Regions from separate parts of the Homo sapiens genome. Here region 1 is linked to region 2. Evidence: read pairs that join two places in POLR2A ChIA-PET (ENCODE). Cell type or tissue: HCT116. All regions are shown on one strand.

The links. Peaks named below come from ENCODE experiments on the same cell type or tissue, not always from the same donor. Only the 100,000 strongest peaks of a DNase experiment are listed, where the experiment ranks them.
Region 1: POLR2A ChIA-PET joins it to region 2 with 5 read pairs; 2 of 35 experiments call an interaction of 5 or more read pairs at or near these places.

The regions. Positions count from the first base shown.
Region 1 is chr5:134,981,531-134,984,030 of GRCh38, reverse strand. All of the region lies in intron 2 of CATSPER3 (cation channel sperm associated 3), which reads right to left. Among named protein-coding and RNA genes, the nearest start is that of CATSPER3, 15 kb to the right of the region's middle. In HCT116, no CTCF peak of the experiment used is centred here; a DNase peak (open chromatin) is centred at 1,559.
Region 2 is chr5:134,087,914-134,090,413 of GRCh38, reverse strand. It overlaps a transcript of VDAC1 not described here. Among named protein-coding and RNA genes, the nearest start is that of TCF7, 26 kb to the left of the region's middle. In HCT116, no CTCF peak of the experiment used is centred here; no DNase peak of the experiment used is centred here.

The sequences.
Region 1 (2,500 bases), 890 kb before region 2:
ATTTATGTTTTTGTATGCTTTGAATATGGGTTGGTTGCTAAGTATTTGGCCTTATTTCTGGGTTCTCTATTCTTTTCCACTGCATCTATGCATCTACTTTTATACCAGTACCATGCTGTTACGGTTACTATAACCTTGTGGTATAATTTGGAGTTGGATAATGTGATGCTTCCAGACTTTTTCTTTTTGCTTAGGATTGCTTTGATTTCAATATTTTAATTTATTGAGATTTGTTGTATGGTCTAATATATAATCTATCCTGGAGAGTGATCCTTGTGTACTAGAGAAAAATTGTTTTATCTTCCTGATGAATTGATCCCTTTGTCAATATAATGTCCTTCCTTTTCTCTTAGAGCAGTTTCTGCCTTACTATCTATTTTGTCTGATATTAGTATAGCCACCCCAGCTATCTTTTGGTTTCTATTTGTTTGGAATATCTTTTTCCATCCTTTCACTTTCAACCTATTTGTATCTTTGGTTTGTTTCTTCATTTGTTTGAGACAGAGTCTCACTCTGTCACCCAGATTGCAGTGTAGTGGTGCAATTTCAGCTCACTGCAACCTCCGCCACCGAGTTCTAGCAATTCTCATGCCTTAGCCTCCTGGGTAGCTGGGACTACAGGCGTGCACCACCACACCTGGCTAATTTTTGTATTTTTAGTAGAGATGGGGTTTCACCATGTTGGCCAGGCTGGTCATGACTATTTGTACCTTTGAATCTAAAGTGAGTCTCCTGTAGACAACATATGAATGGGATTTTAAAAATCTGTTCATCTCTGCCTTTTAATTGGAGAGTTTAATCCATTTATATTTAAAGTAATTACAGATAAAGGACACACTTCTGCTGTTTTGCTATTTGTTTTCTATATGTCATATATTTTTGTTCCTCAATTCCTCCATTACTGCCTTTTTGCATATATACCTGATTTTTTTGTACTGTGCCATTTTGATTCCTTTCTCATTTCCTTTTCTGTACAGTTTTTTTGGTTGTTCCCTTAGTGCTTACCCTTTGGATTATAATTAACCTCTTAAATTTATAACAATCTATTTTTAATTAACACAACCTTAGCTTCAATAGTATATAACAATTCTGCTCTATACAGCTTCATCTCTCTCCCTTCATGTTTTTGTGATTATAAACTACTCCTTCAAACATGTGTGCCCATTAACTATAACATTGGTATTTTAAACCATATATTTTTAAAAAGAGTTACAAATCAAAATACACAATAACACTAGCTTTTGTATTTACTGATGCAGTTGCCTTACCCAAGTTCTTTATTTCTTTGTATGAGTTCAAGTTACTGTCTTGTTCATTTCCACCTACAAAACAACTTTTATCATTTTTTTGAGGGCAGGTTTACTAGCAACAAACCCTCTCATTTTTGTTTATCTGGAAGTCTTTATTTCCCCTTCATTTTTGAAGGATAATTTTGCTGAATACAGTATTTCTCATTGACAGTATTTTTTCTTTTATATTTTAAACATGGCTTTTCACTGTGTTTTGGCCTCCATAGTTTCTGAGGATAAATCGGCTGTTAATCTTATTGAGGTTTCTTGTATGTGACAACTTGCTTATCCCTTGCTGTTTTCAAGATTCTCACTTTATTTCTGGCTTTTGACAGTTTGATTACATGTCTTAGTGTGGCTCTTTTTATGTTTCTCCTTCTTGGAATTCATTGGAATTTTTGGATGTATATATTCATGTCTCTCATCAAATTTGGGAATTTGGGGCCATTATTTCTTTAAATATTATTTCTGCCTTATTTTCTCCTCTCCTTCTGGAACCCCTATTATGTGTATATTAGTATGTTTTATGGTGTCCCACAGTTCTCATAGGCTCTGTTCATTTATCATCATTTTTTCTTTCTGCTTCTCAAAGTGAACAAGTTCAACTGACCTGTCTTCAAGTTCACCAATTCTTTATTCTATTTACTCAAATCTGTTACTGAATCCCCCTAGATAACCTCCGTCTCCTGGGTTCAGGCAATTCTCCTGCCTCAGTCTCCCAAATAGCTGGGATTACAGGCCCTGCCATCAAGCCTGGCTAATTTTTGTATTTTCAGTAGAGGCAATGTTTCACCACATTGGCCAGGCTGGTCTTCAACTCCTGACCTCAAGTGATCCACCCACCTCAGCCTCCCAAATTGCCGGGATTACAGGCAGAAGCCACCGCACCTGGCCTCTTTGAGCATTTATTTTTAAAGCCTTTGTCTAGTAATTCCAATGACTGGGTTTCCTCAGGAAGAGTTTCTGTTCATTGTATAAGTCAGACATTTTTGTTTCTTTGATTGCTTTATAATATTTTGTTGAAAACCAAATGTTTTAAATATTGCAACGTGGTAAGTTTGGAAATCAAATTCTTCCCCCTCCTCATGGTTTGTTTTTGTTGCTTTATGTGAGTTGTATTTACTTGTTTAGTGACTTTTCTAAACTATTTTTGCAAAGAACTATATTCTTTGTTGTGTGTGATCTCTGAAGTCTCTATTTCTTCACTTTCT
Region 2 (2,500 bases):
CATCCACGCACCCTTCCCATCTGGGGATTTGGGGCTTGCACATATGAAACTGTTAGAGAACAATGCGTCCATTCTGTAATCAAGGCTAATTGGTGTGGTTCAGAAGAGGAGAAACGCCAGGCGTTTGGGGGCAGAACATCAGTGGGTCTCTGAACCAACCACCCAGGAATATTCCACGAAGAATTAGAGTAGCTCCTGGGGCCTGGGAAGGGCAAACCTTGGGTAGGTGAGAGGACATTCAGGCAGCATGGATAGTGCTCGGAGGTGGGACCTAGCTTGGCCTGAATGTGGGGACTGATGGAAGGAGGAACTGGGGCAGAAATTTGGGTCCTCCCCAGACTGGACGAGGCCTGAGAATGAACAATTTGGCGCCCACCTCATTAATTCCTACTGAGCCACATTTTCTTTCTTTCTTTTTTTTTGAGACAGAGTTTCTCTCTGTCACCCAGGCTGGAGTGCAATGGCATGATCTCAGCTCACTGCAACCTCTGCCTGCCAGGTTCAAGCCATTCTCCTGCCTCAGCCTCCCAAGTAGCTTAGATTACAGGCATGCGCCACCATGCCTGGCTAATTTTTTTGTATTTTTAGTAGAGACGGGGTTTCACCATGTTGGCCAGGCTGGTCTCGAACTCCTGACCTCAAGTGATCCACCCGCCTTGGCCTCCCAAAATGCTGGGATTACAGGCATGAGCCACTGCACCCAGCCATGAGCCACCGCACCCGGCCATGAGCCACCACACCCGGCCATGAGCCACATTTTCAAAGGTACCTGGGAGAGGTGAACTGGCTACTCTGCATGCAGAAGGGAGCAGGGAAAGGCATGATGGGGGGTTGCCTGGCTCCCCCCACCTCTCCTCAGTGCCTCTACCTTTTAATCAGGGCAGCCCTGCCTTAATGTTTCTTCCAATATCCTAAACAGCCAGGCTGGGATGGCGAGCTGTAATTTCTATCATTTTTCATATGGGTTATAGGCTCCTTCAAATGGGAACCACATTGGATAAGGGGCAAACCATAAGGGCAGGATGTTGAGAAATATGGTCCTAAGAAGCCACCTGCTTCTCATTTGGGATGTGCCTGGTTTATTGCTTGGTCCCAGTGCCCAGCTGGTTTCGGAGCTGGCAGAGCAGCCATAGATTACTGTCCTCATCAGTCATCTGCGCTGAGGCTGGGGCGAGCAGCTCAGAGCCTGGGGTGTGCCCCTATGCAAAGCTTTGCAGAGACGGTTGGGAGCACTCTGCTCTTTGTCCTTGCCTGTCCCTGCAGGTGGCCATCTGGAGAAAAGCAAGTCCAGGCAAAGCCCTAGAGCCTGTGGCAGGCTGGGCACCCCTGGCTGGTGCAGGCAAGGCAGGACTCTGGGCTCCCACAGTCTTAGCTTCTTGCAAACTGAGAATTAGGGCATCAAAGTAGGCAAAGGGGCCAGCTGCCATGATGATGAAGGAACCATGGCTGCATGCAACAGCGTGGATGAACCTTCAGCATAATATGTGGTGCAAAAGCTGAATGGATGTGTGTGATTGAGTCCATTCGTATGAAGTTCACAACCGGACAGTCTATTCCATGGTGTTAGGGGAGAGGTAAGCTTGGGGGAAAACTTGGAATGTTGCAAGCAATTACCCTAAGTTGGAATAGTGGTAATAGTGGTAACCTTCAGTGAGGAGCAAGGGGGAAAGATGTAGGTGGGACATTTCCAGGGGACAGGCCATGCTCTATTTCTTGATCCTGGAGGTGGCTACATAAGTGTTCACTTTGTCATAATTCATTAAGTTATACATTTATGCTTTATGTGCTTTTCCTGAGTGTTTTTCTTTTCACAATAAAAAGGGTTAAGAAAACAAAAACAGGCATTGAATGATTGAGCCTGGCACCTTCCCCAGTTTGCCTCCTTCTCTGTCTCATTTTTGGCCACTGGTACCCCTGGAATGCTCTCCCTTGCCTCCTCCATGCCTGTGGTCAGCCCCCTTCCAGCTGTCTCTCCCAGCCTGGCTCAGGCCTAGGCCTGCCCTAAGACTGATGGAGTCACAGGCTAGTGGGGCTTCCTGACCCCCAGAGAGCTTGGAAGCTCAGTAGGCCTTGGGGGCCCCCTTTTCAGTAGCACCTGGCCCACCCTGTGCCTAGTCCAGCACTGGGACCTGTGATGGGTTTTGTTGGGGGCTCTGGGGACAGGTTCCCTTGCTCAGAGATTTTCTGCTTTTTCCCTCATCAAGTAGTTGTCAGAGCTGCTTGTTTTTTTTGTTTTGTTTTGTTTTGTTTTGTTTTTTGAGACAGGGTTTTGCTCTTGTCACCCAGGCTGGAGTGCAGTGGCGTGATCTCAGCTCACTGCAACCTCTGCCTCCTGGGTTCAAGCGATTCTCCTGCCTCAGCCTCCTGAGTAGCTGGGATTACAGGCACGCGCTACAACGCCCGGCTAATTTTTTTTTGTATTTTTAGTAGAGATGGGGTTTCACCATGTTGGTCAGGCTGGTCTCAAAACTCCTGACCTCAGGTGACCTGCCCGCCTTGG